Regions from separate parts of the Homo sapiens genome. Here region 1 is linked to region 2. Evidence: chromatin loops called from intact Hi-C (ENCODE). Cell type or tissue: IMR-90. All regions are shown on one strand. Each heading gives the region's core, and the rest is flanking DNA. Links, peaks and the distances in the headings are about the cores only. Region 1 overlaps WNK3 (WNK lysine deficient protein kinase 3). Region 2 overlaps WNK3 (WNK lysine deficient protein kinase 3).

Region 1 (5,383 bases), core at 244-5,243, 56 kb before region 2:
CCCCTCGCCTCAGCCTCCCCCTTATTCCTTTTAGTGGGTAATGTAATTTAGAAAAAAAGCCTGAGTATTGGGTGTGTTTGCTGCTACTGGGGAGTTATTGCTTCTAGAGTTCTCAGCAGACAGGCTAGGAAGTGTGTGTGTGTGTGTGTGTGTGTGTGTGTGTGTGTGTGTGTGTGTGCACGCATTCAGATATCTTAGGTGACTTTGCTTTTGACTTTGTGTTCTAGGAGAGAATTTATATATTTTTTGCCATGTATCTCCAGTGTACATGCAAGATCTCCACTTGGTTGTATAATGACGTTTCAAATTAAGTATATCCAAAATCGAACACTTACATTTGCACTTTCCACCACCCCAAGCCTGCTCTTTTCACTGTCATCCCCATCTCAACAAATAGCAACTCTGTCTTTCCTTACTCAAGCCATATGGCTATGGTTTTTTTGTTGTTGTTGTTGCTCTTTTTTTGAGAGAGTCTCGCTCTGTTACCCAAGCTGGAGTGCAGTGGTGCTGTCTTGGCTCACTGCAACCTCCGCCTCCCGGGTTCAAGTGATTCTCTTGCCTCAGCCTCCCAAGTAGCTGGGATTACAGGCACTTACAGGCACACACCACCATGCCCGCCTAATTTTTGTATTTTTAGTAGAGATGGGGTTTCACCATGTTGGCCAGGCTGGTCTCGAACTCCTGACTTCAAGTGATCCCCCCACCTCGGCCTCCCAAAGTGCTGGGATTATAGGTGTGAGCCACCACACTCAGTTAGCTATGGTCATCTTTTATTCTTTGCTTTCTCTCATATTCCACTTCAAACTATCAGCATGTCTTTTGACTCTTTTTACAAATTTTTGTGGGTAAATAGCAGGTGCATATATTTATGGGGGACATGAGATATTTTAGGCCTGGGGATGGTGGCTCTCCCCTGTAATCCCAGCACTTTGGGAGGCCAAGGCAGGAGGATCACTTGAGCCGAGAAGTTTGACACCAGCCAAGGCAACATGGCGAAATCCTGTCTCTACCAAAAAGAAAAAATTCTTTTTTATGGCTTCATAGTTTCCTATGGTGTATACATGCCACATTTTCTTTATCCAGTCTATCATTGATGAGCATTTGGGTTGGTTCCAAGTCTTTGCTATTGTAAATAGTGCTGCAGTAAACATACGTGTGCATGTGTCTTCATAGTAGAATGATTTATAATCCTTTTGGTAGATACCCACATGTATGAAGCTGGAAACCATCATCCTCAACAAACTAACACGGGAACAGAAAGCCAAACACTGCATGTTCTCACTCATAAGTGGGAGTTGAACAATGAGAACACATGGACACAGGGAGGGGAACATCACACACCGGGACCTGTCGGGGGATGTGGGGAAAGGGGAGGGAGAGCATTAGGACAAATACCTAATGCATGCGGAGCTTAAAACCTAGATGACAGGTTGATAGGTGCAGCAAACCACCATGGCACATGTATACCTATGTAACAAACCTGCACGTTCAGCACATGTATCCCAGAACATAAAGTAAATAAAATTATATATATATATATAAATAAATTAAAAGTTAGCTGGGCATGGTGGCCCATGCCTGTAGTCTCAGCGACTCAGGAGGCTGAAGTGGGAGTATTGCTTGAGCCTGAGAGATCAAGGCTGCAGTGAGTCTTAATCACATTATTGCACTTCAGCCTGGCTGACAGAGCAAGACCTTGTCTCAAAAGAATAAAAAGAGATATTTTGATACAGGCATACAATGCATAATAATCACATCAGGGTAAATGGGGTATCTATCACCTCAAGCATTTATCCTTTGTGTTACAATCTAATTATACTCTTAATTATTTTTAATGTACAATTAAATTATCAACTATAGTTGACTTGTGCTATTAAATACTAGATCTTATTCAGTTTTTCTGATTAATTTTTGTACCCATTAACCTTCCCCACTCCCCTCCTGACTCTCCCCACTACCCTTCCCAGCCTCTGGTAACCATCCTTCTACTTTCTATCTCTATGAGTTCAATTGTTATAATTTTTAGCTCCCACACATAAGTGAGAACATGCCAAGTTCATCTTTCTGTGCCTGGCTTATTGTTCACTTCATATAATGACCTCCAGTTCCATCTATGACAATATCTCATTCTTGTTTATTGCTGCATAGTGCTCTGTTGTGTATATTTGATTTGACTCTTACTTTAACATATATCTGCATCCTGACTTCTCAACACCTTCACCATTGTCGTGCTGGTCTAATTCAGCTCTTTTTTTTTTTCGCTGTCTTGTCCAGGCTGGAGTGCAGTGGCACGATCTCGGCTCGCTGCAGCCTCTGCCTCCCAGGTAGCTGGGAGTACAGGCACCCGCCACCACATCTGGCTACTTTTTGTATTTTTGGTAGAGACCAGGTTTCACCATGTTGGCCAGGCAGGTCTCGAACTCCTCACCTCAAGTGATCTGCCTGCCTTGGCCTTCCAAAGTGTTGGGATTACTGGCGTGAGCCACTGTGCCCAGCCTCATCTCTTGAATAATTGTAGTAGTCTCCTAATTGTTCTTGCTTTTGCTTTTGTTCTTTTGTAGCCTTTTTCTTATTGTAGGAAGCAGTGATAGTTTTAAAATGCAGGTCACAACATGTCTCAGAGACCCACAACCTCTCGTTGCTCATCTCTTTGATAGTAAAAGCCACAATAATGTACTAATGGCCTGCAAAGTCCTACAGGATCTGGACTCCCCTGCACAACTCTCTGACCTCATGTAGATTTTCTTTGACTTCCGTTTTCCTCTTTTTTTTCAGACGGAGTCTCGCTCTGTCACCCAGGCTGGAGTGCAGTTGCGCAATCTCGGCTCACTGCAACCTCTGCCTCCCAGGTTCAAGCGATTCTCCTGCCTCAGCCTCCCAAGTAGCTGGAATTACAGGCACATGCCACCACGCCCGGCTAATTTTTGTACTTTCACTAGAGACGGGGTTTTACCATATTGGCTAGGCTAGTCTTGAACTCCTCACCTCAAATGATTCGCCTGCCTCAGCCTCCCAAAGTGTTGGCATTACAGGCATGAGCCACCCACACCCCGCCCCATTTTCCTCTTGAATGATGATTAAACCCTTTCATAGGCCTATAGCTTGAGGACAAGGAGATGCACACTTTCTGTGTATTAGTAAGCATTGATTTATTCTGGTTCTTCTGTACTGAAGTGTGGTTTACTTTTTTTACTCCCATAATGAATTATCCAATGTTCTGAAATAATCAAATACTTTAAAGACTATGATCTCCAACATGCAGGGCTGCCAAAATGTGTCTGCATCCTTGCTCATTTGGCTTTACTTATAAGATCTCTACCTTCCAGACTGCGAAATGGCTCAGTCTGTCCTCTCCTTTTCTTCTCCAGTATGCATTCTCATTCTTGCCATTAAAAAAAAAAAAAATGTTAGTTGCTCTTTCCAAATATCTGTAGAAAGCTTTGCAGGGCTGAGGCAAGACTGTGCCTGATCAGTTTGTTAGTTCTTACAGACCTTTGATCACTTAACGGGGCAGTATTAGAATAAAAGTTTGGAATTTAAGTCTGCTTTCATGAAGTTAGGCTCCCCTCAATTCAGTTCTATCTGCCTTACAGTTAATGGAACTTCTTCCTAGTTCCTATCACTCTTTCATCTCTCATAGTTCCTATCACTCTTTTATGTGTCAGTCTTTGTAGTGCTGGTATGTTTTCATCATTTTGGCCTATGTAATAGGCTGGATGTCATTATGTGAGTTTTATCCCAGGAACCGTGCTTTTGGATCAGTTTTTTAACTTAGGGTAAATTTCATCGTTCAGGCCTGGCACGGTGGCTCGTACCTGTAATCCCAGCACTCTGGAAGGTCAAGGCAGGAGGATTGCTTGGGCCCAGGAGTTCGAGACCAACCTGGGCAACACACTGACACCCCCATGTCTACCAATTTTTTTTTTTTGAGACAGTCTCACTCTGTCACCCAGGCTGGAGTGCAGTGGCACAATCATGGCTCACTGCAACCTCCACCTCCCGGGTTCAAACAATTCCCGTGCCTCAGCCTCCCAAGTAACTGGGATTACAGTCATGTGCCACCACATCTGGCTAATTTTTGTATTTTTAGTACAGACAGGGCTTCACCCTGTTGGCCAGGCTGGTCTCCAACTCCTGACCTCAGGTGATCCGCCTGCCTCAGCCTCCCAAAGTGCTGGATTATAGGCATGAGCCACCACACCTGGCCCAAATTTTTTTTAAAAAAATTAGCCAGGTGTGGTGGCACATGCCTGTAGTCTCAGCTGCTCAGGAGGCTGAACTGGGAGAATCACTTTGAGCCTGGGAGGTTGGGGCTGTACTCCAGTCTGGGCAACAGAGTGAGACCCTGTCTCAAAAAAAAAATGTTTAGAATCTTGCCTTCACCAACAATTGGCCTTATACAAGACAACGTCTTTATAGATGAAGAATTCTATATAAATATAAAAATATGGAAGTGGGCATCATGCACAGTGATAATTTTATTTAATTAAATAAGCAAAAATTCCACTGTTAACCAGGTATATACAGCATACATATAGGCTTGAGCCAATTTGTGTCATTGGTCAGACCTGGATTTCAACTCTGGCTCTTTGAACTCACTGTGTGACTTGAGGAAAGTTATTTAATCTCGCCCAGCTTTGGTTCTTTTTAGTGTGAAATGGTTTTAAATGGTTGTAAAAGTTTTAAAATGCCTATCTTGCATTTGCAACCTACTTTGAAATATATGGGATAATGTACATATAGTAAAATCCTGTAGACTATGGGTGGTGTTAGATATATAGGTTTTCACAGAACAATTCCACTTTTCTATGTGTTGGAAAATTTTTATAATGTTAGAAAAAATGCCTGTATTGCAGGCTTATTAGGATTAGGTGATATAAAATATGAGAAGTGTCTGGCATGTAATAGGTACTCAACAAATAGTGGTTGTTAAAAGTACTTCAGGGGAGAGATATGCTTTGTAACATCAATAACATAATAAAGCAATTTATGAAATGTTTAAAAGTACATCCCAGTTTTACTGGTCTCCTTCACTCCATAATAACTGAATAAGAATCTCTGGGATGTTGTACATGGGCTTAGCTTTTTATCTCTTTTGTCCTCCCATCTCCCCTTCTGGGGCTGAGAACCACTAATGGGAGGAGGAGAGGAGTGGTGGAGCAAGTAAAGGAGAAAGATCCTCCTCAACACCTTCCCGAGGTTTGGCATTACATAAGACCTCAGAACCAGTTAGGGGAGCCTCAAGAATATAACCAAGATTGATTCCCTGCTCCTGCCCCAGCAGAAGTAGCTGTATCTACTTTTCTTTTCTTTTTTTTTTTTTTTTTTGAGACAGTTTCACTCTTGTCACCCAGGCTAGAGTGCAATGGCTCAATCTCAGCTC
Region 2 (5,383 bases), core at 92-5,091:
TGTCTCTTTTTTTTTGAGGCAGAGTCTCGTCCTGTCACCCAGGCTGGAGTGCAGGGGCGCAATCTTGGCTCACTGCTACCTCCGCCTCCCGGGCTCAAGCGATTGATTCTCTTGCATCAGCCTTCCGAGTAGCTGGGGCTACAGGCGCCCGCCACCACGCCCGGCTAATTTTTGTATTTTTAGTAGAGACGATGTTTCACCATATTGGCCAGGCTTGTCTTGATTTCCTGACCTTGTGATCCTCCCGCCTCAGCCTCCCAAAGTGCTGGGATTACAGGTGTGTGCCACCACTCATTATCTCTTATTTTTGTACTTTAAAATCATTATGGTTAGAGAACATCCAGTCAGTCTGAGATATGTGGAGTTTTTTTTTTTTTTTTTGAGACAGAGTCTAGCTCTGTTCCCAAGGCTGGAGCGCAGTGGCATGATCTTGACTCACTGCAACCTCTGCCTCCCAGGTTCAAGCGATCCTCCCACCTCAGTCTCCCGAGTAGCTTGGATTACAGGCACGCATCACCACACCTGGCTAATTTTTCTATTTTTAGTAGAGACAGGATTTCACCATGTTGGCCAGGATGGTCTCGAATTCCTGACCTCAGGTGATCCACCTGCCTTGGCCTCCCAAAGTGCTGGGATTACAGGTGTGAGCCACCACGCTCAGCCTGACATGTGGAGAATTTATCAAGTCCCTATGGCTATCTCACTTCTCAGATCTCCCTGTTAACCTCAGGCTAATGGAGTACCTGCTTCTAAAGTTCTAAATCAAGTGAATCCCCTATGGTAGCAGCAACAGCAGCCAAACTTACTGTTTTCTCAGAATGCCCCACTTTGCTGGGCAACAGAGCTGGGTGGGGGTGATGGGAACAGCCTTGTGCAAAAACACCACAGATTGCACAGTTCTTACCTGAAAAGTTCAGTAGTTTTCACGAATAAATGCTTCTGATTTTGTTGTATTCCTTAGGACAAATTCTGGAGTACTAAAGTGATTGTTTTTGAATTTTGTCCAATTTTAGGATTCCTTTTGAGGGAGGTTTCTTAACGTCCTCACTCTGTCATACTGGAAGCCAGAAATTATTTTTTTTCAGTAGGCAGGAAGGAGAGTATCTGATTATTGTACTTCTGTTAAATTAACTTATTTATTAAAATATTTAGATGGGTTCCAAACCAGACTTTGTTATTTATCTATTTATTTTTTAGAGACAGGGTCTTGCTTTGTCACCCAGGCTAGAGTACAGTGGCTCAGTCATAGCTCACTGTAACCTCAAACTCTTGGGCTCAAGCAATCCTCCTGCCTCAGCCTCCCAAGTAGCCAGGACTATAGGCGTGTGCCACTGTGCCTGGCAAATCTTTTTTAAAATTTTTTTTGTAGAGATGGGGTCTTGCTATGTTGCCCAGGCTGATTTCAAACTCCTGACCTCAAGCAATCCTCCCACCTCTGCCTCCAGAGTCATTGGGATTACAGGCGTGAGCCACTATGTCAGGCCCTCGAACCAGATTTAATATAAAAATGGTCATGTCTTCTTAAGTAGGAACTAAATTATCTTCATTTTCTTTTTCTTTTTATAACTCATGGAGGCCAAGTTCACAAAGACAGGATGCTCCACATGTACCTTCCAGTAGTTTTGTTACCTTATTGCCTCTCACAGGAACAGGTGATTTCATATTTCTAGCTCCAATAGTGCTCTTTCAAAACTTGCTGACATTTCATCTTTTTCCCATTTGGCCAAGATTGGTGGACACATTTGTTGGCCTTAGCACAGCATTTCATAAGTTGTCAGCAGGGAGTTAATAGGTGTTACATGGTCAAATGCGAAATGTGGTATTAAATAATATAAATACCAGTCTCTCCACTGTAGAATTTCTTAGGTCCTTTAATGTGCTAATATGAATTGAGAATGTCCAAGAAAGGAAATAATATACAAAATCTCCCAAAACAATTTTACCAGGGAACCCATTTTAGGAAGCAGTGCTTGGCCAGGTGCGGTGGCTCATGCTTGTAATCCCAACACTTGGGGAGGCTGAGGTGAGCAGATCACCTGAGGTTAGGAGTTCGAGACCAGCTTGGCCATCATGGCAAAACCCTGTCTCTACTAAAAATACAAAAACTAGCCAGACGTGGTGGCAGACACCTGTAATCCCACCTACTTGGGAGGCTCAGGCAGGAGAATAGCTTAAATCCAGGAGGCGGAGGTTGCAGTGAGCTGAGATCACGCCACTGCACTCCAGCCTGGGTGACAGAGCAAGACTCCATCTCAAAAAAAAAAAAAAAAAAAAAAAGCACTGCTTAACACGTATATATCCTTCCCTGCCCACAATTATACATGTTTTGTTGGAAACATGAGTTGATACATGGTATTGCTATGTTTATTTATTTATTTATTTATTTATTTATTTATTTTTTAGACAGAGTCTCACTCTGTCACCCAGGCTGGGGTGCAGTGGTGTGGTCTCGGCCCACTGCAACTTCTGCCTCCCAGGTTCAAGTGATTCTCCTGCCTCAGCCTCCCGAGTAGCTGGGATTACAGGTGCGCACCAACACGCCTGGCTAATTATGGTATTGCAATGTAATGGTATCCACAATGTATGTGTGTAGTTAACTTATAATATGAGCATTGTAGTAAACTGTACAGAATAGAGCCAACCTAACAGACATGAGACTGCTATCTTTAGACAGGCCTGCTGGCAAGATTGGCCCTTGGCTGGTATGTGGGAACTTGGTTTCCCTCTGTTCCCTAACCGGTAAATAGTTCAGTTTGCCTGGTTTGTTGGTACAAATAATGTGATTTATCCTGAACACATGTTTTCCTCCTCAGAGTCTGGAATTTTAGTACGTGCCTCTGAGACCAGCCCCCAGTGAAAACCATGGTCACTAAGTCTCTAATGGGCTTTCCTGGGTAGAAATGTGTACACCTGTTGCTGTATTTTTTTGTTGCTGGAGAAAGGATAGGGAGAGAACATATGGAAGTCTGAGCATGAATTTCTCTAGACTCCTGTCTTTTCCCTTTGCTGACCGTAATGTGTATCTTTCACTGTAATAAACCTTAGCTATGAATACAACTATATCTTGAGTCCTTGGAGACCTGGTGAATCACTGAATGTGTGGGTGGTCTGGGAGATCCCAAGACATAATAAAAATATTGCATGTGTTAGGCTGGGCGTGTGGCTCATGCCTGTACTCCCAGCACTTTGGGAGGCCAAGGCAGGCAGATCACTTGAGCTCAGGAGTTTGAGACCAGCCTGGGCAATATGTCGAAACCCCATCTCTACAAAACATACAAAAATTAGTTGGGCATGGTGGCACACGCCTGTAATCACAGCTACTCAGAAGGCTGAGGTGGGAGGATTGCTTGAGTCCAGGAGTGTGACAGAGCCAGACCCTGTCTAAAAAGGTATATATTGGGCCGGGCGCGGTGGCTCACACCTGTAATCCTAGCACTTTGGGAGGCCGAGGCGGGTGGATCACGAGGTCAGGAGATTGAGACCATCCTGGCTAACACAGTGAAACCCCGTCTCTACTAAAAATACAAAAACTTAGCTGGGCGTGGTGGCGGGCACCTGTAGTCCCAGCTACTTGGGAGGCTGAGGCAGGAGAATGGCATGAACCCGGGAGGCGGAGCTTGCAGTGAGCTGAGATCGCGCCACTGCACTGCAGCCTGGGCGACAGAGCAAGATTCCATCTCAAAAAAACATATATAGTATATATTATATATATTATCTTAATCCTCAGAACATCTCTGTAAGGTAGATAAATATTAATGTTTGTCTTTTTTAGGTGAAGAGACTGAGGTTAGTGAGGTTAAGTAACTTCTTTTGGATCTCAGTTAATAGGTGAGAGAATCCAAATCTGTCTGACTTCAAAGCCTTGGCTTTTAACTATTATACTGCATTGCTTCCCAAAACCATAAATTTTACCTGTAGTGGGTTGAGGGGAATGAATGATGATAGTGGTCTGAGAATGCTTCACGCAGAAGATAGGATTTGAGTTGGTCTCAAAGGATAAATGGGCTGGCCAGGTGTGCAGTGGCTCACGCCTGTAATCCCAGCACTTTGGGAGGCTGGGGCGGGTGGATCACCTGAGGTCAGGAGTTTGAGACCAGCCTGACCAACATGGTGATACCCCATCTCTACTAAAAATGCAAAGGATAGCCGGGTGTGGTGGTGCACACCTGTAATCCCAGCTACTCGGGAGGCTGAGGCAGGAGAATTGCCTGAATCTGGGAAGCGGAGGTTGCAGTGAGCCGAGATCATGCCATTACACTCCAGGCTGGGCAACAAGAGCAAAACTCCATCTCAAAAAAAAAAAAAAAAAAAAAGATAAATGGGCAGAATTGAAATTAAGGGAAGTGGAAAGAGTATTGTCAATAGATAGAATTTCATGATATTAAGGCATGCAAACGGTAAAAATGCAAGATTTGCAAGAAAGACATGTAACTTTCAAATAGTTGGGTGAAATGGAGGATTTACAGTAGAAAGTTTTCCTTCTGTACTTAAAAAAATTTGGCAGCTGCCACAGCATGTTTCTGTTAGTGTTTAGTGTAAGATAATGAATCTGATCTAAAACAATTATATATTTAAGCTTAATAAGTGATACATGTTAGTTTAAGGATAATAAATAAAATAATGTACTTGTTCTGCAAGGACAACCATGATTTCCCAGGTCTTTGCCACCTAAACAAGTGGGAACCCTCATGCTGTTAGCAGTAAAGAACTGTTGAAGCTTTTTTTTTTTTTAAGCAGCATTTTATCTGAAAACAGCATTTCACTCATATTATTTTTTACTTATTTATTCTTTCTGAGACACGGTCTTGCTCTGTTGCCCAGGCTGGAGTGCAGTGGCAGGATCTTGGCTCACTGCAATCTCCGCCTCCCAGGTTCAAGCAATTCTCCTGCCTCAGCCTCCAATTAGCTGGGATTACAGGTGTGCACCACCATCCCCAGCTAATTTTTGTATTTTTAGTAGAGACAGGGTTTAACCATGTTGGTCAGGCTGGTGTCGAACTTCTGACCTCATGTGATCCAGCCACCTCGGCCTCCCAAAGTGCTGGGATTACAGGCATGAGCCACCGTGCCCAGCCTTCACTCATATTAATCTGGTGGTAGTTTGAAGAATATATTGGCTAGAGCCAAGGAGTGAGTCCATTTAGATCACTGCAATCATAGTAGTCTATGCATGAGATAATTAAGAGCTTATAGAATGGTAGAAATGAAAGTGGACAAGAGACATTGTATAGGAGGAATTTCATGACGTAGTGATGGACTGGAGATTTGTGTATTGGTGGGGAGATCCAAAGGATCTGAGTTTGAGTGGTTTGGAAAAAAATGCAGTATCTTAAACAGAAGTATGACATTTAAGCAAATCGTCATGCCAGGATTGTGATAGGTT

What was found. A loop is a pair of places that touch in the nucleus more often than their neighbours do. Peaks named below come from ENCODE experiments on the same cell type or tissue, not always from the same donor. Only the 100,000 strongest peaks of a DNase experiment are listed, where the experiment ranks them.
Region 1: it touches region 2 in a loop (3-fold over the local background); 1 of 110 quality-filtered maps calls a loop at or near these places.

Annotation. Positions count from the first base shown.
Region 1 is chrX:54,262,876-54,268,258 of GRCh38, reverse strand. The region is part of intron 10 of WNK3 (WNK lysine deficient protein kinase 3); the gene reads left to right. Among named protein-coding and RNA genes, the nearest start is that of FAM120C, 82 kb to the right of the region's middle. In IMR-90, for the core only: no CTCF peak of the experiment used is centred there; no DNase peak of the experiment used is centred there.
Region 2 is chrX:54,206,440-54,211,822 of GRCh38, reverse strand. All of the region lies in intron 22 of WNK3 (WNK lysine deficient protein kinase 3), which reads left to right. Among named protein-coding and RNA genes, the nearest start is that of FAM120C, 26 kb to the right of the region's middle. In IMR-90, for the core only: no CTCF peak of the experiment used is centred there; a DNase peak (open chromatin) is centred at 3,102.